Linked DNA regions of Homo sapiens: region 2 is linked to region 1. A link is an interaction called in ENCODE POLR2A ChIA-PET data of the cell type or tissue named here. Cell type or tissue: HepG2. All regions are shown on one strand. Each heading gives the region's core, and the rest is flanking DNA. Links, peaks and the distances in the headings are about the cores only.

Region 1 (15,439 bases), core at 2,786-10,785:
ACTATTAATTCCTTTTGAATGAACTAGTTCGCATCTGGTATTTCCTCTTATCCCTTGTGCTGTGGTTTGAATAGGTCCCCCAAAGTTCATGTGCTGGAAACTTAATTGCCATTATGATATTATTAAATAAGAGGTGGGGCCTTTAAGAGGTGATTAAAGAGCCCTCATGAATGGATTAGTGCCATTATTGTAAGAGTAGGTTCATTGTTGTGGGAGTGGGCTCCTGCTAAAAGGATAAGTTTGGCCCCCATCTTGTCTCTCTGTCTAATGTGCTTGCTTCCACCTTCCACTCTTCTCCATGGGATGACCCTTGTCAGATGCTTGTGCTATGCTCTTGGACTTCCCAGTCTCTAGAACCATGAGTCAAATAAATTTCTTTTCTTTATAAATTGCCCAGTCTATGGTATTCTGTTATAGAAACCGAAAATGAACTAAGACATCCTGTTTAAGCTATTTTTACACATAGGAAGTTTTCAATTAAAATGTTAATCTCTATAACAATTGTCACAGTAATTCCAAATGGTGTTCCTATTTTATTGCAGTTATATGTTTAGATTTTTATGATCTGGAGGATGGAAAAAGATGAAGGGTCAGATCAGATTGGTTGTCACCTTCCAGTCAGAGTAATTCAACCTGCTTTTATGGTCCCAAATCATTCTGGGCTAACAGTCTTACCTATCATAGAAGGGCTTTATTTATTCCCTTTGTTTGTTGCCTTTGATAGTGGAAGAAATACAGATAGGGTCAATAGAGGTGAAGGAAAAAATGTATATTCAACCTATTCCAGTTTGTTCTTTTTCCTGTTTCAGTTTATATGTCCATAAACTGAGGTAGGGAATGCAATTTGGGGATATTTATGGGTTATCTAAGTAGGTGGCTCTATGAAGTGCCCCTAAAGACAATTAAAGAGAGAGTACTATTATTATTATTTTTGAGACGGAGTCTCACTTTGTCACCAGGCTGAGTGCAGTGGCGCGATATTGGCTCACTGCAACCTCCACCTCCCGGGTTGAAGCGATTCTTCTGCCTGAGCCTCCCGAGTAGCTGGGACTACAGGCATATGCCACCACACCCAGCTAATTTTTGTATTTTTAGTAGAGATAGGGTTTCATCATGTTGGCCAGGATGGTCTTGATCTCTTCACCTTGTGATCTGCTCACCTTGGCCTCCCAAAGTACTGGGATTACAGACATAAACCACCGCATCTAGCCTAGTTTTTTTTTTTTTTTTTTTCCTCAGACAGAGTCTCTCGCTCTGTTGCCTAGGCTGGAGTTCAGTGGTGTGATCTCGGCTCACTGCAACCTCTGCCTCCCGGGTTCCAGTGATTCTCCTGCCTCAGCCTCCTGAGTAGCTGGAATTACAGGCACTCACCACCATGCCAGGCTGATTTTTGTATTTTTAGTAGAGACGGGGTTTCACCCTGTTGGTCAGGCTGGTCTTGAACTCCTGACCTCCTGATCCACCTGCCTTGGCCTCCCAAAGTGCTGGGATTACAGGCATGAGCCACCGTACCTGCCCAAGAGAGAGTATTATTAATACTTTATTTCCACAACCCAAATCCTAAGGATCTTATCATACCTCCTTTTTGAATTGGATTAAAAGTTGTTTAAATCTATGCAGATATTGTGTACTTTTCTAGTGCTGATGTGAATTTAACAAAGAGGCTTGAAGAAATTCTCAGAATAAAGCCTTGAGTTTTATTTCCATTTTAAGACCTACTAAGAACTATGCTAACATGCCTGGAATTCCATCAAGTACATCTTCATGATCCTTCTCTTGTCAACTTCAGTCACAAGTCATAGAAATATACAGACAGTCCTCAACTTATAATGGTTCAACTTACCATTTTTTGACTTTCCAATGGTGCAAAAGCAATATGCATGCAGTTGAAACCATACTTCAAGTGCCAATACAGCCATTCTGTTTTTCACTTTCAGTGCATTATTCAGTAAGTTATATGAGATATCCAACACTTTATTATAAAATAGGCTTTGTGTTAGATGATTTTACCCAGCTAATGTAACGTTGGACTAATGTAAGTGTTCTGAGCATGTTTAAGGTAGGCTAAGCTAAGCTATGATGTTTGGTAGGTTAAGTGTATTAAATGCATTTTTGACTTACAATATTTCCAAATTAAGATGGTTTTTTTTTTTTTGTTTTTTTTTTTTTGTTTTTTTTTTTGAGATGGAGTTTCACTCTGTCGCCCAGGCTGGAGTGCAGTGGCACGATCTCAGCTCACTGCAAGCTCTGCCTCCCGGGTTCATGCCGTTCTCCTTCCTCAGCCTCCCGAGTAGCTGGGACTACAGGTGCCTGCCACCATGCCCGGCTAATTTTTTTTTTTTTTTGTAGTTTTAGTAGAGATGGGGTTTCACTGTATTAGCCAGGATGGTCTCGATTTCCTGACCTCGTGATCTGCCCACCTTGGCCTCCCAAAGTGCTGGGATTACAGGCATGAGCCACCGCGCCTGGCCCCAAATTAAGATGGTTTTATTGGGACTTACGTCCATTCTAAATCAAGGAGCACCTGTATGAGAACACATGGACACATAGAGGGGAACAACACACACTGGGGCCTATCAGAGGGTGGAGGGTGGGAGGAGGAAGAGGATCAGGAAAAATAACTAATGGGTACTAGGGTTAATACCTGGGTGATGAAATAACCTGTACAACAAACCCCCATGACACAAGCTTACCTATGTAACAAACCTGCACATGTACCCCTGAACTTAAAATAAAACTTAAAAAAAAGAAATGCCAAACCTGAGCCAGAAGTGAAAGACAAAGATTTTTATTTATTTTGCCCTGTCTTCAAATAAAGAGGTTGATTAACTTGAAAAAAAAAAATAAAAGCATCCGTAGTGTCTGGGTTAGTGAATATATTTCCCTTTAGTTATACCCATGTTACTAGAATTATTCTGTTTATTTTTTAAAAAATTATATAAACTACAAACTCCTTACCATTGCTTCTGAGGCCCGGCATAATCTGGCTGGTCCTTGTCAGTTTTTCCAACCTCATCTTTTCCTACTCTTGTCCCTCCTTGATCACTTTGCTCCAGCCACACTGATCTCTTTCAAGTCCTCAAACATTCCAAGTTCTCCACTTCAGAGATTTTGTACGTGCTGTTTTCTCTGGCTGGAATGCTCTTCTCCTTGAATGGTTGCCAATCTTGGGTTTCAGCTTATGTGTTATCTCCTTACTCATTTATTGAGTGCCTAGTGTTCCAGGCATGTTCTACGTGCCCCTCATAGCAGTGAACCAGGATCATCCCTGCCCTTGAGACCTTCCCTAAGCACCCTGATGGAATATTCCTTGCTCCCTCCCCTGCTATTGTACATCTTTCTTCCTTTTTTGTGTCCCTTCTTGTACTCATGGCAGTTTGTAATTATTTTACTTCTTTTCCTTCCCTTCCCTCAGTGGAAATGTAAGCTCCATGGTGGCTGGGGCCTTATCTGTCTGTTTGCTATTATGTCCCCGGCATCTAGCAGAGTGACTGGGATAGAACAGATCTCAATGTATATTGAATGAATGAATGAGTAATCAGCATCTGAAGAAATTTGAACATGTCATCTGTTAAGAACTAAAGCTAAAGAAGATGCAAATTATGTTCATTGCAGATTCAACATAGAAAATGCGTAGTTAATCTCTAGCAAAGTGCCTAGCTCATAATAGATGCTCATCAAAATAGATTTTGAATGTATAAAGAAGTGAATATATTTGAATTTATTTTCCTATGCCCTGTAAGGAAGATTTTTAATAACTAGTATACCAACCAGTATCTCAGCTGATTCTATCTCATTTAAAGTTAAAAGTCCTGGCCAAGGATTCAGAAAGTGAAATCATTTCCCTAAAAAGTCATACATTTATGTTTTATGTATTTTCTTTTTGAGATGGAGTCTCGCTCTGTCGCCCAGGCTGGAGTGCAGTGGTGTGACCTTGGCTCACGGCAACCTCCGCCTCCTGGGTTCAAGTGATTCTCCTGCCTCAGCTTACCGAGTAGCTGAGACTACAGGCATGCACCACCACACCTGGCTAATTTTTTGTATTTTTAGTAGAGACGGGGTTTCACAATGTTGGTCAGGCTGGTCTTGAACTCCTGGCCTCAGGTGATCCGCCTGCCTCGGCTTCCTAAAGTGCTGGGATTATAGGCATGAGCCACCACGCCCAGCCTTTTATGTATTTTCTTAAAGCATTATTGTCATGATGCTAACAGCTGACCTTATAAGCGCAGCAAAGGTATTTTGTCATAGAATGCTTAAATGAATATATGCTCCTTTATTTGAATAATATGAAAAATATTTATATAACTATAAACTTTAACATTGGAAGGAAACCCATACTGATTGAACATGTACTACATCCCAGATACTTCCCTAAATTATTATCTTCTTTCATCCTCACAATAATTGAGAGAGGTATTCTTATTCTCATTTTACTGCTGCTGCAGGAAATGAGGGTCAGGGAGGTTAACCAAATTGTTCTAGGAAAAACACTGGGCGGTATAGTGAAGATTCAACCCCTATCTTTGGATTTCACGAACAGGGTACTTTCTGTCTCTTTGGGCCTATCAAGTCCCAGGCATTAGAAACATAAAGATGAGTATGGCACCTTCCTGTCCTCTAGAAGTTTAGAATTCAGCCCATCACTTAGAAATGTAAGCCAATAATTGAAAGAGGTTCTAAACTTCTTCGTGTATTAGAGAGGCAGTCATTCAGTCTCCCTGGAGTGGATACCACATTCCAGGTCTCTTCCTCACCTTAGTATATTTATTTTATTTTTTCAAGTACTTATACAGTATTTACTATGTTTTAATTCCTTCATAGGTATTAATGCATATAATTCTCATTTAACAACCCTATGAGGTAGTTACTATTATAGTCCCATTTTATCAATGAGAAAATGAGGAACAGATAGGTTAAAAAACTCAACCCAAGTTACACAGCTAGTAGCAGAGCTGTGAGTCAACTCCAGGCAGTCTGGTGCTAGAATCTATATTTTAACCACTAGATTATGTTGGTTTGAGGCCTTTCTAGGTTCAGAAAATTCAATATTAGCATTCACCAAAGTGATCTGATTTTAGAGCATTGACAACTTATTGCTTAAAAATGAACGAAACAAGTATTGAGTATACTGGATATTCTTGTTGATTGCTTACTGTCTTTCTAGGCAATTCTACCTGGGTAGGCAATTTATAATCAGAGGCTTCTTGGTGCCCTGGGAATTAGATCAAGGGAAATTAGCTGGCTGATCTTAAAGACTTAGTGATTCCATTTCCACTACAGGATTATGTCTGTGACAGCCATTCTCCTGGACAATACTGAAGGTATACTGCTTTTCAGAGCTGTGAGATTACAGTGCTTACCAATCCTCCTCAAAGTTGAAATAGTCTTTCTTTAGACATTGTATTAGTCAGGACTCTTCTAGTTGTACGTTAGAGAGTCCCAGCTCAAATAAGCTTAAACACAAAAGGCAATTGTTTGACCTATGTCCCTGGAAAGTTAAAAGGTGAACTTGGCTGCCATATCTAGTGGCTCAAATGCAATTGCCCTCCAGGTTTCTCTTTGTCTATCTACATCCCTCATCCTCCACAACTCTGGCTCAGCCTATCTGTGTGTTGACTTCATTCACTCTCCTACAGAAGGAGACTTATTGGACCATGTCGGGTTACCTATTCTGTTTTGTATTGGTAAATATGGCCATGAAAATAAGATATTCCCATTTGGTTAGGATTGGGTCACCGGTGCATACATGTGGTCTCGGGGCCTGGGTTTATTTGATAACCCCACCAGAAGCACATGTTGGGGGAAAGGAGGATACATTCTTCAAAAGACATAGGAATGGGCTAGGTACAGTAGCTCATGCCTGTAATCCCAGCACTTTGAGAGGCCAAGGTGGGTGGATTGCTTGAGCCCAGGAGTTCAGGACCAGCCTGGGTAGCACAGTGAGACTTTGTCTCTACAAATAATTAAAAAACCAGCTGGGCATAGTGGCATGCACCTGTGGTCCCAGCTACTCTGGATGCTGAGGCAGGAGGATCGCCTGAGCCCAGGAGGTAGAGGCTACAGTGAGCCATGATCACGTCACTGTGTTCCACCCTGGGTAAAAGAGTGAGACCTTGTCTCAAATAAATAAATAAATAAATAAATAAATAAGAAGAAGAAGTATAAATAGGAATGATGTACAGACAAGAAGAACAACAGAAAAAACACACATAACACGTATACTCATTCATTCTTTTTTTTTCTTTTACCATTTATTTATTTTTAACTTGTAAGTTCAGGGTTACATGTGCAGGTTTGTTACGTAGATAAACTTGTGTCATGAGTTGTGTGTGTGTGTGTGTGTGTGTGTGTGTTTTGAGACGGTTTTACTCTGTCACCCAGGCTGGAGTGCAGTGGCGCCATCTCGGCTCACTGTAAACTCTGCCTCCTGGATTCAAGCAATTCTTGTGCCTCAGCCTCCCTAGCACCTGGCACTACAAGGGTGCGCCAACATGCTCAGCTAATTTTTTGTATTTTTAGTAGAGAGGGGTTTTGCTGTGTTGGCCAGGCTGGTCTTGAACTCCTGGCCCCAAGTGATCCTCCCACCTCGGTCTCCCAAAGTGCTGGGATTACCCCACTCCTGCCCCCATGGAGATTTGTTGTGTGGATTATTTCATCAGTCAGGTATTAAGCCTATTTATTACCCATTAGTTACTTTTCCTGATCTTCTTCCTCTTCCCACCTCCACCCTTGGATAAGCCCCAGTGTGTGATGTTACCCTCTATGTGTCCATGTATTCTCATCATTTAGCTCCCACTTATAAGTGAGAACATGCAGTATTTGGTTTTCTGTTCCTGCATTAGTTTGGTAAGGATAATAGCTTCCAGCTCCATCTATGTTCCTGCAAAGTACATAATCTCATTCTTTGTTATGGCTGCATAGTATTGCAGGGTGTATATGTGCCACATTTTCTTTATCCAGTCTACCACTGATGGGCATTTAGGTTGATTCCGTGTCTTTGCTATTGTGAATATTGCTGCAATGAACATATGCGTGCATGTGTCTTTATAATAGAACAATTTATGTTCCTTTGGGTATATACTCAGTAATGGGATTGCTGGGTTGAATGGTATTTCTGTTTTTACATCTTTGAGGAATTACCACACTGTCTTCCACAATGGTTGAACTAATTTACACTCCTACCAACAGTGTATAAGTGTTCCTTTTTCTTTTTAATCTCACCAGCATCAGTTATTTTTAACTTTTTTTCGTGACAGATTCTTGCTCTGTCGCCCAGGCTGGAGTGCAATGGCACGATCTCAGCTCACTGCAACACTGTCTTCCACAATGGTTGAACTAATTTACACTCCCACCAACAGTGTATAAGTGTCCCTTTTTCTTTTTAATCTCACCAGCATCAGTTATTTTTAACTTTTTTTTTTTGACAGATTCTTGCTCTGTCACCCAGGCTGGAGTGCAATGGCACGATCTCAGCTCACTGCAACCTCCACCTCCCCGGTTCAAGCAGTTCTCCTGCCTCAGCCTCCCAAATAGCTGAGATTACAGGGGCCTGCCACCACACCCAGCTAATTTTTCTATTTTTAGTAGAGAGGGGGTTTCACCATGTTGGCCAGGCTGGTCTCGAACTCCTGACCTCAGGTGATCCACCCGCCTTGGCCTCCCAAAGTGCTGGGATTAGAGGCATGAACCACTGCACCTGGCCCGTTTTTTGACTTTTTGGTAATAGCCATTCTGACTGGGGAGAGATGGTATCTCATTATGGTTTTGATTTGCATTTCTCTAATGATCAGTGACGTTGAGCTTTTTTTGTGTGATTGTTTAATTGTTGGCTGTCTGTATGTCTTCTTTTGAAAAGTGTTCATGTCCTTTGCCCACTTTTTAATGTTTTTTTCTTGTAAATTTCTTTATAAGTTCCTTATAGATACCTTTTTTCCCTTCATTCCTTTCTTCTTCTCCTTCTTCTTCTTCCTCTTCTTCTTCTTCTTCATCTTCAACATCTCCTTTTTTTTTTTTTTAATAAAATAAAGGTGGGGAAGTCTCACTATGTTGCCTAGGCTGGTCTCAAACTCCTGGGCTTGAGTGATCCTCCTGCTTCAGCCTCCCAAAGTGCTGAGATTATAGGTGTGAGCCACTGTGTCCAGCCCATACATTCATTTTTTATGAATTCAAAATATACAGTACTTATTAAATACCTACTATATTTCCCAGGACTGTTGATATTTCTACATGCTACACACACACACACACACACACACACACACACACACACACACACACACAGATCCCAATTTATAACAGCTTAAAAAGCAAGAAAGGGCTTTACCAGAAATGTTGCAACGTGCCTGAGAGATAGATATCTAACAGGATCAGATATATAGGAACAGTACTGAAAGAAACCACAGTCCAAAACACTTGCAGAAGACAGCAATCCAGATAGGAGCTCAGTGTCATCCCAACTCTAGAATCAACTGGTAAGAAAAGTGAGCGGGACGAACCCTGGACATTCCTCATAGAGATTCACTGAGGGGTTAGATAAGTAAAAATGGGCCGGGCTCAATGGCTCATGCCTATAATCCCAGCACTTTGGGAGGCTGAGGAGGGAGGATCACTTGAGGTCAGGAGTTTGAGGCCTGCCTGGCCAACATGGTGAAAGCCCGTCTCTACAAAGATACAAAAATTAGCCAGGCATGGTGGCACATGCCTGTAATCCCAGCTACTTGGGAGGCTGAGGCACAAGAATTGCTTGAACCTGGGAGGCGGAGTTTGCAGTGAGCCGAGTTTGCGCCACTGGGCTCCAGCCTGAGCGACAGAGCGAGACTCTGTCTCAAAAAACAAAAAAAGAAAGAAAGGAGAGAATGTAGAGGAGAAATCATTAAAGCAATATTTCTCCAAATTTCAGAAAGATACAAGTCTTCTCATTGGAAATGTTAACCAAGATGAATGAAATGGAAACCAACACCTGGACATGTCATGGTGAAATGTTAGAACACTGGGCACGAAGGTAAAATCCTAAAAGCTTCCAAAGAGATAAACAGGTTAAGCTCAAAGGAATGGGAATCAGTGTGGCATCAGGTTTCTCATTGGCATCATTGCTGGAAGACAACAATCTGAGGAAAAATCAGACTGAGAAAAACTATCTTTCAAGTGAGAGTGCAAAATATGGTTATTTTTGTATATCCAAAGATTCTGAAATTGTACCATCCACAGATCTTTACTGAAATAATCATGTGGGGTTGAACTCTAGCAATGTGAACAATGAATCCAAGAAAAAAGGAGACATGGGATTCAGGAACTAATGTGAGGGGCACATGAGGTAGGCTTGAGGCCCTGTATTCTGTGTGACTTCTAATTACCCGGTATCCAGGAGATCTGAGGCTGTATCCCACCAGGACCCATTCCAATCCCAGATGGTACTTAGGAGTTTCATCAACAACAAGCTTCTCTTCAATAAAGATTATCAGAAGTTTTGTTGGCTACAAAGGACTCATCCAACTTAGAACTAAACTCTGGAATATGGCTTTATTCTATTGTTTCTCTCTTTTTTATTTTTTAGTTTATTATTTTTTTTGAAACAGGGTCCCACTCCTGTCATCCAGGCTGGAGTGCAGTGGCGCCATCATGGCTCACTGCAGGCTGGAATTCCCAGGCTCAGGTGATCCTCCCACCTCAGCCTCCCAAGTAGCTGTGACTACAGGCCTGTGCCACCACGCCCAGCTAATTTTTTTGTGTTTGTTGTGGAGACATAGAGATGGCGTTTTGCCATGTTGCCCAGGCTGGTCTCAAACTCCTAGACTCAGGTGAAGTGTGAGCCGCCTCTCCTGGCCTATTCTTTTGTCTCTTAAAGGATTAAAATTAAGGAGGTCACATTTGCCATGAAAAGTTCATGATATTTTGTTCATCACTGCATTTTGCCTTTGAATGAAAAAGTTTGTTCTTTCTCAGAGAGGCACATAAAGATCGGAACTGGTATAGCAAAGCAGCCTGTGAAGTCAAACTAGTGTGGGTTTGAATTATGACTCTGTGATTTCCTCTTGAGTAAAATATTTAACCTCCCTGAGCCTCAGTTTATTCATATACTTGAATACGGATAAGAGGACCTATTTTCCAGGTTTGTGTAAGGCGTTAAGAAGCTAACATGTAAAGTAGCATTGTGCGCTGAGAGTTTCAACTCCGGTTGCACGTTAGAATCATCTGGGGGCTCTTAAAAACTACAGATACTGAAGCCCCACCCCTAGAGATTTGGCTTTAATTGGTCTTAGGTTGGTGTATTTTTTAAAGCTTTCCATGTGTTTCTAATGTTGAGAAAAACTAACATGCATATATGTGGCTGGCACAAAGCAGGACCCAATAAATAGTAATTTCAAAAAATGTAAAAAAATTATAATAGAAGGCTTCCAGACAGAGGCAGATATGACTTGAAGCAAACAAGGCATAAGTTTCAGGGCCCTCACTTGCATACGCTCCTTCGAAGGCTCAGTGAGTTCTCCTCCAGCCTGAGCAGAGGGCACCAGTGGCCACTCCACCTGGGGTCCCCTGCCCGTGCTATCTAATCCTCTTTCACTTCACTATTTCTCCAGCTGCAAAAGGAACTTTAGATAATGGAAGAGATCAGCCAAATTTCAGAACAAGGATTCAAATTATTTCCATGGAAAATAATTACCCACAAATAGGTAATTCTTGTGATTCTCATTTTACTAGTGTTGAAACCAACACCTAGAGATTATATGATCTGCCTCAAGTCACAAATCAGCAAATAGTAGCCACAGCAGCACAGTAATAGAATCTGTGCGTCTTGTCTTACCCTCCTTGCCTGAGCACATGAGCCCATCTCCTGAGCGACGGGGCAGGTCTGTGTTGGTGATCATGCATAAACTGCAGAGGATGGTGCCACTGACCTTTCAAAACTTGCCGCATTCCTTGTGTAATGGATACATCCTAGGGCCTCACTAGCTTGTGACCTCAGAACAAGGCCATGCAGCTTAATGTCCAAACTACAGCTCTGAGCCTATGGAGCTGAGAAGTCCATTCCACTGCGGGGTCTATATCCTCGTTCTTCCCTCCTCCAAACCCAGGGAGTGCTTAGGAGGTCATCTGCATTGGTCTCGCACTCACATAGGCCTCCTCCAAGACCCTGGAAAAAGCCCTTGCCATGTATCCAAATGAGCGTATGTTTTTGTAAAATTTGTAAATATTTTCTCTTTTTATCTTTCTTTCTCAGTTTAGAGACTGGGTCTTGCTCTGTCATCCAGGCTGGAGTGCAGTGGTATAATCAAAGCTCACAGAAGCCTGGAACTCTTGGGCTCAAGTGATCCTCCTGCCTCAACCTCCCAAGCAGCTGAGACTACAGGCGCATCTGCACCTGCACTCGATTAATTTTGTTAAATTATTTTTTATAAAGATAGAGCCTCTTTGTGTTGCCCAGGCTGGCCTCGAACTCCTGGGCTAAGGGATCCTCTGGACTTGGCTTCCCCCCCAAATTTTAATACTTAAAGAGCAATCAGTTAAGACTTTTGCTACTTCTACTTCTTTCTACTCTCCCTGTCTGTGAAGGCACTGGAGTGGCTGTGGGCCTTTTATAGGATCTGGTTAAGAGGAAACCGAATACTATATATGTTAGACCTAAAAAAACAAAAAAAGAAAACCTTAAAAAATTAAAAATATATATATTTTGTAGAGACAAGGTTTTATTATGTTGTCCAGTCTAGTCTCAAACTCCTGGCCCTAACTGATCCTCCTGCCTCAGCCTCCTAAAGTGCTGGGATTACAGGAATGAGCCACCATGCCAGGCCAAAAAAAATTTTTTTAAGAGAAAGTAAAGTTGCAAAATTCTACATAGTTTTGTTTTGTTTTTTTGTTTTGTTTTTTTTGTTTTGTTTTGTTTTGTTTTTTTTGAGATGGAGTCTCGCTCTGTCACCAAGGCTGGAGTACAGTGGTGCGATCTCAGCTCACTGCAACCTCGACCTCCCAGGTTCAAGCGATTCTCCTGCCTCAGCCTGCCGAGTAGCTGGGATTACAGGCACCTGCCATGACGCCCGGCTAATTTTCCTATTTTTTGTAGAGACGGGGTTTTGCCTTGTTGGTCAGGCTGATCATGAACTCCTGACCTCAGGTGATCCACCTGCCTCGACCTCCTAAAGGGAAATATGCTATTTTTAACAGCTTTACTCGGATATTCTTTTTTTATTTTATTTATTTATTTATGAGTCCCCAGGTCTTTTCTGTCCAAACCCTGCTGAAGTAAGAGACAGATCTGTAGGACCACTGAAACGCTGTCTACTCAGGTATTATTGATATATAATAAACAGCACTTTTTTTTTTTTGAAACAGGCTCTTGCTCTGTCACCCAGGCAGGAGTGCAGTGGCATGAACATGGCTCACTGCAGGCACCACCTCCGGGGCTCAAGTGATCCTCCTCCCTCAGTCTCTCGTGTAGCTGGGACCATAGGTATGCAGCAGGGTGACTGGCTAATTGTTTGATGTTTTTGTAGAGACAGAGTCTCATTTTGTTGCCTAGGCTGGTCTTCAACTCCTGGGCCCAAGCAATTCTCCTACCTCAGCCTCCCAAAGTGCTAGGATTAGAGGTGTGAGCCAGCCAGGCGCGGTGGCTCACGCCTGTAATCCCAGCACTTTGGGAGGCCGAGGCGGGCGGATCACGATGTCAGGAGATCAAGACCATCCTGGCTAACACGGTGAAACCTCGTCTCTACTAAAAATACAAAAAATTAGTCGGACGTGGTTGTGGGTGCCTGTAGTCCCAGCTACTCAGGAGGCTGAGGCAGGAGAATGGCATGAACCCGGGAGGCGGAGCTTGCAGTGAGCCCAGATCGTGCCACTGCACTCCAGCCTGGGCGACAGAGCGAGACTCAGTCTCAAAAAAAAAAAAAAAAAAGTTTTTTGAAATCTTTTGCCCATTTTTAAAAAAAATTTGGGTTGCTTGTCTTCTTCTTATTGGGTTTTGAGAGTTCTTTATGTATTCAGGATACTCTCAAACACAGTCTGGCTCCATATGGCCAAGATAATATTTCCAAAGCCAATTGTTCAGTCTCAAATAATACCACGTGTGGGATGCCGCACTCTCACCCCACGCTGCAATATATTCCATACAGTACCTGACCAAACCAGTCTAAGTCTTCTTGGCTAGCATAGGAGGAAGGAGCTTTTCTCTTAGCGCAGGAGGAAGACTAGTTCAGACCTACACATAATCCTGCCTATGGTCTAGTCTTACAATCTCCCATGAGCAAATGCTTTAACAAAAATACACCTACATCTTCCAAGAACCGTCACTTTCAGAGACACTCCAGCCTACACTGGCAATTAGAAAAGCGAAAAAAACTTGTTAAAGTCTCTCACTCTAAAAGCGCATAGTCCTGCTAATGATACTTCTAACTTACATCCCTGAATGGAAGGCTGAACATTTTAAACCTTCAGATACTTTACAACTGCCTGCAGTTGTCTTCACAGTTGTCTCCAAGAACAATTGATGGATTCCTGTGTGTCATTTGCATTTTGTGGGTTTTGTTTTGGCAACTTTTCTCCAAAGCAAAGATTTTCATCTGTGCTTCTAGAAACAGAACATTAATAGTAAATGTCACTTCTTCAGCTTCTCAAAACAGTAAATTTATTTATCTGCTGGACACTGAAATATATATACCACATATATAATAATTTGTAGTCTATAAATAAAATTTTTATAATATAATATTATATATTTATAATAAATTATATATATATATCAATAAGGAACATCTACAACTCTCCTTTCTAAAAAACTTTTTGGGACAGTGCTCGAAGTATCTGGACCAATGAGCAGGCAATCGGGGGCTGCTAGCATTCCAAGATGCCTAAGTGTAGCATCTGGCCACTTCCAAACACGAGCAAAACTCTGATAGGGAAGTGAGGAAGCCACTCTACACAGAGCCAAGAAGTGGTGGTAGAATGTTTCTCCCATCCTAAGCTTTTCCTGCTACCATACCTTTTGGTGATGCAAAACAAAGGAAGGTTTTACAAAGGGACATAGAATAGGAAAATTCATGGAAATTAGAGCTAACATTGTGCAAAGGACTCCAGTTAATACAAGATGGATAGGAGGCCACAGAGCAGAGAGCAAGCTAAGGGAAATCACAGCCATTGGAATTAATTGACAATAGCATGAAACTTACAGTTGGCTCTTGAACAGCACAGGTTGGACCTGTGCTGGTCTACTTAGATGCCTATTTGTTTCAATCAATATATTGGAAAATTTTTTAAAGATTTGCAACAATTTGAAAAAACTCACAAAATTGCCACCCCGAGACAGCAAGACCAACTCCTCCTCTTCCTCCTCCTCTCAGCCCACTCAACGTGAAAATGACAAGGACGAAGACCTTTGTGAAGATCCTCTTCCACTTAATGAATAGTAAACTTTCTCTTCCTTGTGGTTTTTTCTTTTCTTTTTTTTTTTTTTTTTTTTTGAGACAGACTCTCACTCTGTTGCCCAGGCTGGAGTGCAGTGGCAAGATCTCAGCTCAGTGCAACCTCCGCCTGCCGGGTTCAAGTGATTCTCATGCCTCAGCCACCCAAGTAGCTGGGATTACAGGTGTGCACCACCATGCCCAGCTAATTTTTGTATTTTTAGTAGAGACGGGGTTTCACCACGTTGACCAGACTGGTCTCGAACACCTGCTCTCAAGTGATCCACCCACTTCGGCCTACAGGCGTGAGCCACTGCGCCCAGCCACCTTATGATTTTCTTAGTAACATTTTCTTTTCACTAGCTTACTTTATTGTAAGAAGACAGTATATAATGCATATAACATACAAAATTTGTGTTAATCAACTATGTTATAGATAAGGCTTCTGGTTAACAGTTGTCTATTATTAATAGTTAAATTTTGGGAGAGTCAAAAGTTATACACAGATTATCAGCCGTGCTGGGGGTTGGTGTCTGAAGTCTCTCATTGCTCAAGGGTCAACTGTATAGTTGTATCACTGGATCCTGGGAATATGAAAATATTTTCTTAAGTTTTGCCATTTTTTTCTGCCTTGACTACTTGTTTGTTTGTGGTACTTCTCTGCTCAAAATAGAATATTTTTTTAATGGGGGGGATGGGCAGGGCAGGCAGGGTCTCGCTCTGTTGCCCAGGCTGGAGTGTAGTGGTGTGATCGTGGCTCCCTGCAGCCTCAGCTTCCTGGGCTGAGGTGATTCTCTCACCTCAGCCTCCAGAATAGCTGGGACTATAGGTGCATACCACCATACCTGGCTTTTTTTTTTTTTTAATTTTTAATAGGGACAAGGTCTTGCTATGTTGCCCAAGGCTGTTCTCAAACTCCTGGCCTCAAATGATCCTCCTGCCTTGGCCTCCCAAAGTGCTGGGACTACAGATGTGAGCCACTGTACCCAGCCTAGAAACTTCTTTAAGTCATTTTTCTGCCAGATTTTATTGCAGAATCTTGAAAATTT
Region 2 (15,439 bases), core at 4,584-12,583, 290 kb after region 1:
CTCTTTTTTTTTTTTTTTTTTTTTTTGAGACGGAGTCTCGCTCTTTCGCCCAGGCTGGAGTGCAGTGGTGCGATCTTGGGCTCACTGCAACCTCCGCCTCCTGGGACTACAGGCGTGAGCCACCACGCCTGGTGTACGTCATTGTTTTAAACCACTTATGTGTTGTAGATTTTACTCTGTGTATTCGTTTGGTGGGTTATAGTTTACCAAGTTGTCCAAAATGGATAATTCATGTGAGATAGGCAAGAGCAAGTGTTGTATCCCAATACCATTTGGTGAAAAAGTTGAACTTCAGAAAGGATAAGTAGTTTGCCAAGATCACCTGTCAACCTGCATAGTCAAATTTGAGATGGAACTCAGCTACTCCAATATCTGTATTTGCAGAATAATTCTGTTGTGTTTATTTTGTTGGTGGTGGTGTTTTTGAGACGGAGTCTCACTCTGTTGCCCAGGCTGCAGTGCAATGGCACGATCTCAGCTCACTGCAACTTCCACCTCCTTGCTTCAAGTGATTCTCCTGCCTCATCCTCCTGAGTAGCTGGAATTAGAGGCGCCTGCCACCACGCCCAGCTAATGTTTGTATTTTTAGTCGAGACTAATTTTCACCAGTTTGGCCACACTGGTCTTGAACTAATGATGTCAGGTGATCCACCTGCCTCGGCCTTTCAGTGTGTTTTATTTTTAAAGCAGATTACTTTATTGAATAGTTTGTGTTGGGTACTTAAGTACTTTACATGCTTTGCATGCTGCTGATTTAATCAGTTCTTTGAGGGAGGTACTCTGTCATCCTTTTCAGATGAGGGAACTAAGGTTTAGAGAATTTATGTGACTTGCTTAGGGTCACATGTGACTGTTTGGTGGAACCACAGGACTTAATCCCAGATTAGGCTAAGAGTTTTTTTTTTTTTTGAAAAGGAATTTTGTTCCTGTTGCCCAGGCTGGTGTGCAATGGCATGATCTCGGCTCATTGCAACCTCCGCCTCCTGGGTTCAAGCGATTCTCCTGCCTCAGCCTCCTGAGTAGCTGGGATTACAGGCATGCACCACCATGCCTGGCTAATTTTTGTAATTTTAGTCGATGTGGGGTTTCACCATGTTGGCCAGGATGGTCTTGAATTCCTGACCCCAGGTAATCCGCCTCCCTTGGCCTCCCAAAGTGTTGGGTTTAGGGGTGTGAGCCATCCTGCCTGGCCTAAAAGTTCTTACTAGTTAACATTGTATAAATTTTATGATGATCTATCTGAATCACCACTGTTCAGTTGGCAAAGTGAAAATTACTGACCGTGTTTTATGTATCTTCAAAAATTCAGACAAATTTCTGTGATAATTGTAGTAGGAATTCAAAAGTGGTAATAAGTATAGCTGAATAAGAATCTTTTTCATTGAATAAAATTTCAAATTTTTTGATTTTTGATTATTTTTTAAGAGACAGTGTATCACCCATGCTGGGGTGCAGTGGCCCAATTATAGCTCACTGCAGCCTCAAGCTCCTGGGCTCAAGTGATGCTCCTGCCTCAGCCTCCCAAAGTGTTGGGGTATGCTGTACCCGGCTGAGAATCTTTCTTAATACTGTTATTCTGCAGTGAACCGTTTAATAAAACTACATGTTTCCAGAGCTTTTTAGATACTATGAGTATATAGGTACGAAATCAATTAGTAACATAACTTTTTCAGTAGACATTTAATCTAAAGTTGGAATTTTTTTCCCCCCTTTGGAGATGGAGTCTTATTCTGTCATCCAGGCTGGAGTGCAATGAAGTGATTATTGCTTACTATAACTTGACCTCCTGGGCTCAAGTGATTTTCCTGTCTCACCCTCCTGAGTAGCAGGGACTATAGGTGTGTATACCAGCACACCTGGCTGCCTTTTTTTTTTTTTTTTTGGGAAACAGTTTCCCTCTGTCTCCCAGGCTGGAGTGCATTGGTACAGTCTCGGCTCACTGCACCCTCTGCCTTGGGGGGCTCAAGCAGTTCTTGTGCCTCACCCTCCCAAGTAGCTGGGATTATAGGCATGTGCCATCATGCCGGGCTAATTTTTGTATATTTAGTAGAGATGGGGTTTCGCCATGTTGGTCAGGCTGGTCTCAAACTCCTGGCCTCAAGTGATCCGCTTGCCTCAGCCTCCCAGAGTGCTGGGATTACAGGGTGTGAGCTACTTTGTCCGGTTCTCCTGAATTGATTTTTTTTTTTTTTTTGGAGACGGAGTCTTACTCTGTGGCCCAGGCTGGAGTGCAGTGGCATGATCTTGGCTCACTTCAACCTCCTCTTCCTGGGTTCAAGCAATTCTCCTGCCTCAGCTTCCCAAGTAGCTGGGATTACAGGTGCGTACCACCATGCCCAGCTAATATTTGTGTTTTTTGTAGGAATGGGGCTTCACTGTTTTGCCCAGGCTGTTCTCAAACTCCTAGCCTCAAGTGATTCACCCACCTCGGCCTCCCAAACTGCTGGGATTACAGGCATGAGCCACCACGCCTGGCTGATTTTCTTTTTTTTTTTTTTCCCCCTGAGATGGAGTCTTGTTCTGTTGCCCCAGGCTGGAGTGCGATGGCCTGATCTTGGCTCACTGCAACCTCCGCCTCCCGGGTTCAAGCGATTTTCCTGCCTCAACCTCCTGGGTAGCTGTGATTACAGGCAACTGCCACCATGCCTGACTAATTTTTGTTACGTTTAGTAGAGATGAGGTTTCACCATGTTGGCCAGGCTGGTCTTGAACTCCTGACCTCATGATCTGCCCACCTCGGCCCCCTAAAATGCTGTGACTACAGGTGTGAGCCACCGCGTCTGGCTGAAAACATGTTTTTGTATAAGATTTCATTTTATATAAAATTTAATATATCTGTTTCCAGTTCTCCCATATTATGAATAATGCCGCAAATGTACATCTTTCTACTTAAATCTTTTATCTACATCCCTGGTTCTTTTAGATTTCTAGACGTGAGTTTACTGTGTCAAAAAATATAAACATTTTTCATTATTTTCATACTGTTTGCTTGCCAGAAAGGATATATTGATCTTTTAGTCGTAGTCGTGCCTGTGTAAGGGCACTTTCACCTGTCTTGAATATTATCCTTTAGAAAGTGTTATTTTAGCAGGGCATGGTGATGTGTGCCTGTAGTATTCCCAGCTACTCAGGAGGCTGAGGTGGGAGGATCACTTGAGCCCTGGAATTCAAGGCTAGCCTGGGCAACATAGCAAGACTTCATCTCTTAAAATAAAAGTTATTTTGGTAGAGAATGTATTAAGCAATTACTAGTAAATTTAACCATTCATATTTTTGTTATTTAATGAATTGTATGTTTTTTTTTCTGTATTTCAGATTTCAGTGTTTTGGGTTTTTTTTTTTATTTTTTTGAGGCGGAATTTCGCTCTTGTTCACTAGGGTGGAGTGCAATGGTGCCATCTCGGCTCACTGCAACCTCTGCCTCCCAGGTTCAAGTGATTCTCCTGCCTCAGACTCCCGAGTAGCTGGGATTACAGGGGCCTGCCACCATGCCTGGCTAATTCTTTTGCATTTTTAGTAGAGACAGGGTTTCATCCTGTTGGCCAGGCTGGTCTTGAACTCCTGAGCTCAAGTCATCCACCTGCCTCAGCCTCCCAAAATGCTGAGATTACAGTTGTGAGCCACCCTGCCCGGCCCCTCTTACCTTCTTTCAAAATTCAAAGCTCGCTTTTTTTCTAACTTGTAAGTTTTATTAATAAGAATGAAATAACAACAACAACAAAAAGCTCACCTTTACCTGTTTTTTTTTTCTTTTTTTTTTTTTGAGATGGAGTCTCGCCCTGTTGCCAGGGTGGAGTGCAGTGGCGCGATCTTGGCTTCCTGGACCTCCACCTCCCAGGTTCAAGTGATTGTCCTGCCTCAGCCTCTCGAGTACCTGGGACTACAGGCGTGCGTCACTATGCCCAGCTAATTTTTATGTTTTTAGTAGAGACAGAGTTTCTCCATGTTGGCCAGGATGGTCTCGATCTCCTGAACTCGTGATCCACTTGCCTCGGCCTCCCAAAGTACTGGGATTACAGGCATGAGCTGCCACACCCGGCCTTCTACCTGTTTTATGAATCGAAATTCTATGTAAGATTTCTTTTGAGGAGAAAAAGGGTATACAGTATTCCCCCCTTATCCAAGTGGAATGTGTTCTGAGACTTCCAGTGGATACCTCAAACCACAGATAGTGCTGTACCCTATATACTGTTTTTTTTCTCATTATTTTAAGAACTTTCACCTTTTCACTTCAAATAAGCTTTTCTTTGGCATATCTGAATTACTAGTATCGCTGCTCTTGCACTTTGGGGCCATTATTGGGTAAAGTAAGGGTTACTTGAATACAAGCATTGTGTAGTGCCACAGTGGATCTGATAACCAGGACAGCTACTTAGTGACTTAATGGGTAGGTTGCATGTGCAGCCTGGATATGCTGGACAAAAGGATGATTCACATCCTAGACGGGACGGCACAAGATTTCATCATGCCACTCGGAATGGCAATTTAAAACTTATGAATTGTTTATTTCTGGAATTTTCCATTTAATATTTTTGGACCATAGTGACTGTGGTTAACTATGGAAAGCAAAACCAAAGATAATAAGGGAGACTATTGTAATTTCTTAATAAGCTTGGAAACTAAGTAATATGTGGGTGCTCAAAAAAAGCCAACATAAAACTGTTTTCAAGTATCTTTTTTCTGAGATGGAGTCTTGCTCTGTCGCTCAGGCTGGAGTGCAGTGGTGCGATCTCGGCTCACTGCAAGTTCTGCTTCCTGGGTTGACGCCATTCTCCTCCCTCAGCCACCCGAGTGGCTGGGACTACAGGCGTCCGCCACCATGTCCAGCTAATTTTTTTGTATTTTTAGTAGAGATGGGGTTTTACCGTGTTAATCAGGATGGTCTTGATCTCCTGACCTCAGGTGATCTGCCCACCTTGGCCTCCCAAAGTGCTACGATTACAGGTGTGAGTCACTGTGCCTGGCCTTTTTTTTTTTTTGGCTCTGTAGCCCAGGCTGGAGTGCAGTGGCTTAATATCAGCTCACTGCAGCCTTCGCCTCCCGGGTTCAAGCGATTCTCCTGCCTCAGCCTCCTGAGTAGCTGGGATTACAGGTGCCTGCCACCACGCTCGGCTAATTCTTTTGTATTTTTAGTAGAGACGGGGTTTCACCGTGTTGGCCAGGCTGGTTTCGAACTCTTGACCTGAAGTGATCCGCCCGTCTTGGCCTCCCAAACTGCTAGGATTATGGGTGTGAGCCACCGTGCCTGGCCTGTTTTCAAGTATCTTAATTGTGCCCAAATTTTAGGAGGTGGTGTCATGCTTATGAAGTTGGAATACTATGATGAATTATATTTAACACAGTGATGATAATACACTTCTGTAGCTATTTGAACACTGAAATTTCTTATACAGTGTTTTCCTTGAAGGTACTTCCTTTGTAAGAGTCATGAGAAATAGAAAGATTTGTCTAAGGTCACACAGCAAAGAAGTAGCAGGGGTAGGACTAGAATTTAGTTGTGCTTATTTCTTCTCTGTACTTTTCACTAACCAAGCTATCTTTTTTTATTTTTATTTTTTAATTTTTAAGAGGACCCTGACTGTGGAAGTTGGGAAACTCATAAGAAACCATTAAAGGAACTGTGGAGAGATTTATTTGGGCTAAAGTGGATTAGGCAAGATTTGTTTTTATTTTTTCCCGAGATGGAGTCTTGATTTGTCACCCAGGTTGGATTGCAGTGGCGCAGTCTCGGCTCACTGCAACTTCCACCTCCCGGGTTCAAGCAATTCTCCTGCCTCAGCCTCCCAAGTAGCTGGGATTGTAGGCGCCCACCACTGTGCCCGGCTCATTTTTGTAAATTTAGTAGGAATGGGGTTTCACCATGTTGACCAGGCTGGTCTTGAACTCCTGACCTCACCATCCACCTGCCTTGGCCTCCCAAAGTGCTGGGATTACAGGCGTGAGCCACTGTGCCCCGCCAAGATTTTAAGGAAGATGGAAGATTCAAGTGGGCCCTGTTTGAAATAGTTGCTGGGAATGAGAGGAGTGAAATATGGCCTACCTTGACTTGTGAAGGCTCTGCATGACTTAGCCTCTGCTAGCTTCATTCCCTTGTTCTCTTTGCCTTTTTTTTTTTTTTTTTCCTTTTTGCCTTCTTTCATTGATGACACTGAGCCTTTATACATACCTTTTTTTTTTTTTTTCTGAGACAGTTTCACTCTTGTTGCCCAGGCTGGAGTGCAATGGTGTGATCTTGGCTCACTGCAACCTCTGCTTCCTGGGTTCAAATGATTCTCCTGCCTCAGCCTCCCGAGTAGCTGGGATTACAGGCACCCGCCACCACGCCCGGCTAATTTTTGTATTTTTAGTAGAGACAGGGTTTCACCATGTTGGCCAGGCTTCTCTTGAACTCCTGACCTCAGGTGATTTGCCTGCCTCTGCCTCCCAAAGTGCTGGGATTACAGGTGTGAACCCCCGTGCCTGGCCTGTATATACCTTCTTATGCTTTTAAGTTTTGACTGAAATGATTTTTTTCGAGAAGTCTTTCCTGAACTCCAAGTCTGAAGTAGCTCTGGTTCTTTTTATTCATAGCATTTACCACAATTTAGAATTATGTATTTCTATGTTTACAACTGTAATTTTTTTATTCTATGAGACTATCAGTTCTATGATTGCAACTGTTACTACTGTTTTACAGTGCCTGCATGTGGTAGGATCAGTGTTTATTTAAAATATCTGAAAAATCGTAAGATCACTGTGGGTTGATAATAGAAGGGAAAACAAGGGTAGGCTAGATGTGGTGTTTCCTGTTTTCTCGGATATATCAAGTACTGTCAGTCCTTGCTTTTGTGATGTCTTGCTTGCCACCCTCTTCATAAAATGGTACTTTTTGTTGTTGCTGCTGCTGTTTGTTTTTGGAGACAGGGTCTCACTCTGTCACTCAGGCTGGAGTACAGTGATATGATCCTAGCTCACTGCAGCCTTGACCTCCTGGGCTCAAAAGAGCCTCCCAAGTAGCTGGGACTACAGGTGCTCATGATGACACCCAACTTGCTTGCTTATTTATTTGGGAATGGGTTTCACTATATTTCCCAAGCTGCTCTTGAACTTCTGGCCTCAAGTGATTCTCCCGCCTCAGCCTCCCAAAGTGCTGGGATTACAGGCGTGAGGCACCACACACAACACTTTACTAGTTCGTGATATTAGTACCTGTGGGTTAAATTTAAGGTTGAGAATTATTATTCTTTTTAAACTAGGTAGGATTCTGTCTCAAGGACCAGAAAAAACCGTTTCTTTGGCAGAAACAGAGTTTTTCTTTAAAAGCTATAAGTAGGCCGTCTAGGTGTATATTCAGGTGTGCTTTACTTTTAATCATTGGGTTTATAACATAATCAGGACTTTATTTCTCTGTGGCTTGCTGGGCTTCCTTGGTTTTGACCTCAGTTTGGCCCTTCCTATGGTAACAGAAATGGCTACTGCACCTTATTTATTTGACAGGTCTTGCTCTGTCGCCCAGTCTAGAGTGCAGTGGCACGATCACGGCTCACTGTAGTCTTGACCTCCCAGGCTCAAGAGATCCTCCCACCTCAGCCACCTGAGTAGCTGGGACTATAAGCCTGTGCCATCACACCTGGCTAATTTTTGTAATTTTTGTAGAGGCAGGGTTTCACCATGTTACCCAGGCTGGTCTTGAACTCCTGGGCTCAAACCATCCTTCTGTTCCAGCCTCTTAAAGTGCTGGGGTTACAGGTGTGAGCAGTCACCACTGGTCTGTTTAGTTTTTTCAGACAGAGTCTTGCTCTGTTGCCCAGGCTGGAGTACAGTGGCTCAGTCATGGCTAACTGCAGCCTCAACGTCCCAGGTGGGCCAAGCTATCCTCCTGCCTCAGCTTCCATAGTAGCTGGGACTACATGCCTGTGCCACCACACCCAGCTAATTTTCGTTTTGGTGTTTTTTATTTTTACTCTGTTAGTAAATTGAGATGGGGTCCCACTGTGTTGCCCAGGCTGGTCGTGAACTCCTGGGCTCAAACTATCCTCCTGCCTCAGCCTCCCAAAATGTTGGGATTATAGGCGTGAACCACCATGCCTGGCCATTTTTTTTTATTTTTAGTAGAGATGGGGTTTCACCATGTTTCCCAGGCTGGTCTCCAACTCCTGGGCTCAAGTGATCTCCCTACTTTGGCTTCCTAAAGTGCTGGGATTGCAAGTGTGAGCCACTGTGCCCAGCACTACTGCACCATTTTTATACCACATCTTCATACCACAGTGTTTGGACATCACGTACTTAAACTATGCGGAGAAAAAGAGTGAATCTTTTCTGGAACTTACTGTACAAGAACAAGAAGGCTGCTTTTTCCAAAACCTTCCTGACAAATGTCATTTCATATATTATTGACTCTGTTCCTGAAATAGAGTTCAAAGAGGATGGACTTTGATTGGTTTAAACTAATCAGGACCTATTCTTGAAGCTGATCTCACCCAAATCTCATAACTAAGAGTGTGCTTCTGGAAAAGAAATCTGGCACGTTGTTACCATGAAAGAGGTGAAATTGCTTCTGGGCAGTAAGCCCACGGATATCTAATACACTGAAAACCATTTCTTAATATTGTATTTACTGAGTTGTGTTTCACCTTAACTCTGTTTAAATATTTGTTTTTTTAAAAACATAAACACTTGTGTAAAGCATTCTCCTGTATGCTGGTAGGTATAGAAATACATTTAGCTGTGTATTTTCTCTTAAGGAAGGTTCCAGAGTACAGATGAGGCAGTAGGATGATACTTGAGTGAGTGATCTTTGGAACCTGGTAGACCTGAGTTCAAATCTTGCTCCTGTCATTTATTAAGTCTCTGACTTTGGCTAAGTTCCCTTACCTCTTAATGCCTTGTTTCTTATTTGGAGATGAGGATATTCTTAATACATGTCTCATAGGGATTTTGTGAGGAGTGAATAAGATAATGCATATCAACATTTAACGCAGTGCTAGCATAAGAAATATGCAAAACAACAGCATGAAAAATAAAAATGGTAAATTTTGTGAAATAGTTTTAGTTGAAGTGCAGTGGGAGGAGTTTAGTTTTGGGATGATGGGAGAAAACTTTGTGGACTTGATATAATTTAAGTTGGTCTACGTGGTATATATGCATATAAGTTTTTGAGATGGGGGTCTTGGTATGCTGCCTGGGCTGGTCTTGAACTTCCAGGCTCAAATGATCCTCCTGACTCAGATTCATGTTACCTGGGATTACAGGCACACACCACTGCACCTGGCTATCTTTGAGTGATTGAAAAACAAAAACAAAAAAACCCTGTAATCCTAGCACTTTGGGAGGCCAAGGCTGGTGGATTGCCTGAGCTCAGGAGTTCGAGACCAGCCTGGGCAACATGGTGAAATTCTGTCTCTATTATAATACAAAAACTAGTTGGGCATGGTGGCACACATCTATAATCCTAGCTACCCAGGAGGCTGAGGCATGAGAATTGCTTGAACCCGGGAGGCGGAGGTTGCAGTGAGCTGAGATCGTACCACTGCACTCCAGGTTGGGTGACAGACGGAGACTCTGTCTCAAAAACAAACAAAAGGCTGGGGTGTGGCGGCCCACACCTGTAATCCCAGCATTTTGGGAGGCCAAGGTAGGCATATCACCACAGGTCAGGAGTTCAATACCAGACTGGCCAACATGGTGAAACCCTGTCCCTACTAAAAATACAAAAATTAGCTTAGCATTGTGGCGTGTGCCTGTAATCCCAGCTGCTTGCCAGGCTGAGGCGGGAGAATCGCTTCAACTTGGGAGGTGGAGGTTGCAGTGAGCCAAGATGGCACCACTGCACTCCATCCAGTCTGGGCGACTAGTGAGACTCATCTCAAATAAACAACCAAAAAAAAAAAAAAAGAAAAAAAAAACCCCACTATATTTGCTGGGTGTGGCGGCTATGCCTATAATCCCAGCACTTTGGGAGGCCTAGGCGGGCGGATCACGTGAGGTCAGGAGTTCGAGACCAGCCTGGTCAACATGGTGAAACCCATGTCTACTAAAAATAAAAAAATAAGCTGGGTGTGGTGGTGGGCCCCTGTAATCTTGGCTACTCGGGAGGCTGAGGCAGGAGAATCACTTGAACTTGGGAGGCGGAGGTTGAAGTGAGTAGAGGTTGTGTCACTTCACTGTAGTCTGGGCGACAGAGGGAGACTCCATCTCAAAACAAGAACACTATATTGACACAGTCACCAGGGACCTGTTGTTTATGAAAGTACACAGAGAAGTTTTCTCTATAACTCCATGGATCCAGTGCTTTCCCTTTGGGAAAAACAAAAACAAAAACAAAACAACAAACAAAAAACTGGCTGGGCGCAGTGGCTCATGCCTGTAATCCCAGCACTTTGGGAGGCCAAGGCAGGTGGATCACTTGAGGTCAGGAGTTCAATACCAGCCTGGCCAACATGGTAAAACCCTATCTCTACTAAAAACAAAACCTAGCTGAGCATGATGGCACACGCCTGTAATCCCCAGCTACTTGGGAGGCAGAGGCAGGAGAATCACTTGAACCTGGGAGGTGGAGGTTGCAGGTAGCTGAGATCACACCCCTGGGTGACAGAGGGAGACTCCTTCTCGAAAAACCCCAAACCCTCTCTTTTCCTGCCTATAATTTAATCACTGTAGAAATCTGTAGAAAATACTGAAGAAATACAAACCTTGTGATTGTTAAAATTTTGGTTTATATAAATCTAGCTGTCTTCTGTGAATATGTATAAACTGAGTTTATACTTACCTACTGTTTTTTATGAGCATTTTCTTATAAAATGCTCATAAAAAACATGAGCGAACATGATGAAACCCTGTTTCTACCCAAAATACAAGTATCTGAGAACAGAATTTAATGGCAGCCTACTTTTAGTCTTTTGAATGTGACACATATTTAACTAATGTTTTCCTGTTTAAAAAAATATGAAAATATTTTTAAGCATAGAAATCTGGGTCATGTCCCAGGTCAAGATGTAAATTTGGTGTTTTTTGGTTTTTTTCTTCTTCCTTTTTTTTTTTTTTTTTTTTTGAGATGGAATGTCACTCTGTTGCTTGGGCTGGAGTGCAGTGGTGTGGTGGAATCTTGGCTCAGTGCAACCTGCGCCTCCTTGGTTCAAGTGATTCTCCTGCCTCAGCCTCCTGAGTAGCTGGGATTACAGGCACGCACCACCATGCCTGGCTAATTTTTGTATTTTTAGTAGAGATGGGGTTTCACCATATTGGCGAGGCTGGTCTTGAACTCCTGACCTCAAGTGATTCACCCTCCTGGGCCTCCCAAAGTGCTGGGATTACAGGCACAAGCCACTGCACCTGGCTTGTTTTCTTTTTTTGAGACAGGGTCTTACTCTGTCGTCTATGCTGGAGTACAGTGGCGTGACCATGGCTCACTGCAAACGCTACTTTCCAGGCTTAAGCAGTCCTCCCATCTTAGCCTCCTGAGTAGCTGGGATTATAGGCGCAGGCCACCACACTTGGCTAATGTTTTTGGTATTTTTAGTACAGATGGGGTTTCACCATGTTGCCCAGGCTGGTCTCGAACTCATGGGCTCTAGCAATCCACCCGCTTCGGCCTCCCTAAGTGCTGGGATTATAGGCATGAGCCACAGTGCCCAGCCTAGATGTAATTATTTAAGGGTTCTGATTTTCAGTTACCTTCTAGAAAGGTTGTATTAATTTATTGCCTAAAAGCTTTATATGAGAGTGCCTTTTTTTTTAAAAATATTAGATATTCTATTTTTAAGAATCTGTATGATAGGGTGTCCTAACATGATAGGATGTCTTAAACTACTATATTTGTTCCTGCAAAGTTGTGGGTGTTTTTTTTTTTTTTTTTTTTTTGGTTGTGGGGTGGGTCATCATAGTGTCTTGGTCTGTCTCTAAGGGCTGGAGTGTAGTGAGTGGCGTGATCAAGACTGACTGCAGCCTTGACCTCTGAGGCTCAAGCGATCCTCTTATGTCAGCCTCCTGACTGCAGGTGTGTGCTGGCAAGCCCAGCTAATTCTTAACTTTTGTTTTTTTTTTTGGTGGAGACAGGGCCTCTTTGTGTTTCCCAGGTGGGTCTCGAACTCCTGGTTTCAAGTAACCCTCCTGTCTTGGCCTTCCAAAGTGCTGGGGATTACAGGCCAGCACGGTGGCTGACGCCTGTAATGCCAGCACTTTGGCGGGAGGCTGAGGCGGGTGGATCACCACCTGAGGTCAGGAGACCAGCCTGACCAACATGGTGAAACCCTGTCTCTACCCAAAATACAAAAATTAGTAGGGTGTGGTGATGCATGCCTATAATCCCAGCCACTTGGGAGGCTGAGGCACGAGAATCTCTTGAACCCCGGAGGTCGAGGTTGCAATGAGCTGAGATCGCGCCACTACACTCTAGCCTGGGTGACAGAGTGAGACTCTGTCTCAAAAAAAAAAAAAAAAAAAAAAAAGTGCCGGGAATTATAGGCACGAGCCACTTCACTTGGCATGGTTCTTGAGTTTTAATGGCAAGTAGTCTTTTGTTATTTAGAAAGGTCATTCCCACTCAAGATTAGATACTCAATTAAGTCTTTTTCTTTCTTTTTTTTTTTTTTTGAGACGGAGTCTCGCTCTGTCGCCCAGGCTGGAGTGCAGTGGCATGATCTCGGCTCACTGCAAGCTCCGCCTCCTGGGTTCACACCATTCTCCTGCCTCAGCCTCCCGAGTAGCTGGGACTACAGGCGCCCGCCACCACGCCCGGCTAATTTTTTGTATTTTTAGTAGAGACGGGTTTCACCGTGTTAGCCAGGATGGTCTCGATCTCCTGACCTCGTGATCCGCCCGCCTCAGCCTCCCAAAGTGCTGGGATTCCAGGCGTGAGCCACTGCGCCCGGCTTTCAATTAAGTCTTTTTCTAGCTTTTATGGATTTGTTAAATTTAATTTTTTATTCATCTGGAATTTATTTTGGTATCAAGTATGAAGTAGGATCTAACATTAATTTTTCTGAACAATGACTTAGTGATTTTAGCAAATTTGAATTTCTCTCTTTTCCATTGATTTGAAATGCCAGGTCTGTCTGGTTTTTTGTTTTTTTGTTTTTTTTTTTGAGGCGGGGTTTCGCTCTTGTTGCCCAGGTTGGAGTGCAATGGCATGATCTTGGCTCACCACAACCTCCGTCTCCCAGGTTGAAACGATTCTCCTGCCTCAACCTTCCGAGTAGCTGGGATTGCAGGCATGTGCCACCATGCCCGGTTAAGTTTGCATTTTTAGTAGAGACGGGGTTTCTCTCTTGGTCAGGCTGGTCGTGAGCTGCCAACCTCAGATGATCCGCCCACCTTGGCCTCCCGAAGTGCTGGGATTACAGGCGTGAGCCACCGCACCCAGCACCATGTCTGTCTTGTACAGAATTTATGAGTATATTCTTGGAGGCCTATTTTTAAGCTGTTTATTATTTCATCATCTAGTTTTAATTTAGTCACTTTATAATTTATCTTTGTGCCTGGTGCCGTTAAACCAAATAGGTTGTGAAAAGTTATTCATTTCTTTTTTTTTTTTTTTTTTTTTTTTTGAGATGAAGCCTCACACTGTCACCTGGGCTGGAGTGCAGTGGCATGATCTCGGCTCACTGCAACTTCCACCTCTCGGGTTCAAGTGATTCTCCTGTCTCAGCGTCCCGAGTAGCTGGAATTATAGGCGCCTACCACCATGCCCAGCCAATTTTTTTTACATTTTTAGTAGAGATGGGGTTTCACCATGTTGACCAGGCTGGTCTTGAACTCTTGACCTCGTGATCCGCCTGCCTTGGCCTCCCAAAGTGCTGGGATTACAGGTGTGAGCCACCGTGCCTGGCCAAGTTACTCATTTGTTAAGATGAAACTTTAGAATCCTTTTTTTTTTTTTTTGCATCTCCTCCGTTTCTATTGGAATTTTTATTGAAATTGGATTATGTTTATAAGTGGGGTAAGAGTTGACATCTTACGGTGTCTTTCCCGAAAGGAAATAATGTATCTTCCCATTTTTACATAATTTTTGTTTCTTTTTGACGTTTTATATTTTTCCCCTTTATGTAGGTTCTGCGTATTTCTTTTTACATGTACTCCTGGATATTTTTGTTTGTTGTTCCCAATTAAAATGGTATATTTGCACATCTTTATCATTTATTTTACTTTATTATTTATTTGGTATTTTTAGTAGAGACAGGATTTCACCATGTTGGCCGGGCTGGTCTCAAACTCCTGCCCTCAAGTGATCTCCCTACCTCAGCCTCCCATACTTTATAATTTTTTTAACAGCTATAGTGAACTATTGGGTTGGTGCGAAAATAATTGGGGTTTTGCCACTTGTAAACCACAATTACTTTTGTACCAATCTAATAAATTCACATACCTTACTGGCACCCGACTGATTCAGAGTTGTGCAACCATCACCACAAACAAGTCTAGAACACTTTATCACCTCAATAGGATTCCCCTACCTTTTAGCAATCAGTCACCCTAAGCTACTTCCCATTTCAGTAGCACGAAGCAACAACCAATATGCATTCTTAATATATTTGCCTATTCTGAACCTTTCGTGTATATGGAATACTAATATTTGTTTTTTTTGTGACTGCCTACTTTCACTTAGCATAATGCTTTCCAGTTTTGTCCATGTTGTAGCATATGCCAGTACTTCAGTCCTTTTTTTTTGTTTAAGACTTTTTGTATTTTTATTTTTATTTTTTGAGACAGAGTCTTGGTTTGTTGCCCAGGCTGGAGTGCAGTGGCATGAACTTTGTTCACTGCAGGCTCTGCCTCCTGGGTTCAAGTGATTCTCCAGCCTCAGCCTCCCGAGTAGCTGGGACTACAGGCGTGCGCCACCATGCCCAGCTTATTTTTGTATTTTTAGTAGAGACGGGGTTTCACCATATTGGCCAGGCTGGTCTCGCACTCCTGACTTCGTGATCCACCCACCTCAGCCTCCCAAAGTGCTGGGATTACAGGCGTGAGCCACCGCGCCGGCTGATACAACTTCATTCTTTTGCATGAGGCTGTTCAGTTGTCCAAGCTTCATTTTTAGAAAAATCTATTCTTTCTGTTGCATGGTCTTGGCATCCTTGTTTGAAAGTCATTTGCCTGTACATATATAGGGTTTTTTTCTGTACTCTGTATTCTGTTTCATTGATCTGTATGTCTATCCTTACGCCAGTACTACACTGTCTTGATTGCTGTGGCTTTGTAATAAGATTGGAAGTCAGAAAGTGTAAATCTTTGTTTTTTTTTTGTTTTTGTTTTTTTTTTCAAAATTATGTTGGCTCTTCAGGGTCCCTTGAGTTTCCTTCTGAGTTTTAGGATCAACTTGAAAACTTCTACAAAGATGCCAGCTGGAATTCTGGTAGAGATTGTAGTGAATCTGTGTATCAAGTTGAGGATTATTACTATCTTAACAATATTAAGTCTCCTGATCCATGAACATGGGATATCTTTCTATTTATTTAGGTTGTCT

Evidence for each region. ChIA-PET counts read pairs that join two places held together with the same protein. Peaks named below come from ENCODE experiments on the same cell type or tissue, not always from the same donor. Only the 100,000 strongest peaks of a DNase experiment are listed, where the experiment ranks them.
Region 2: POLR2A ChIA-PET joins it to region 1 with 5 read pairs; 2 of 35 experiments call an interaction of 5 or more read pairs at or near these places.

Annotation. Positions count from the first base shown.
Region 1 is chr2:61,738,584-61,754,022 of GRCh38, reverse strand. LOC107985767 (a long non-coding RNA gene) reads left to right here. Exons shown (of 2, transcript XR_001739092.2): 2 at 8,900-10,057. Among named protein-coding and RNA genes, the nearest start is that of FAM161A, 110 kb to the left of the region's middle. In HepG2, for the core only: no CTCF peak of the experiment used is centred there; no DNase peak of the experiment used is centred there.
Region 2 is chr2:61,449,305-61,464,743 of GRCh38, reverse strand. All of the region lies in intron 1 of USP34 (ubiquitin specific peptidase 34), which reads left to right. Among named protein-coding and RNA genes, the nearest start is that of USP34, 14 kb to the left of the region's middle. RefSeq lists an enhancer at 332-551 and silencers at 4,256-4,550, 5,364-5,564, 14,368-14,467. In HepG2, for the core only: no CTCF peak of the experiment used is centred there; a DNase peak (open chromatin) is centred at 8,399.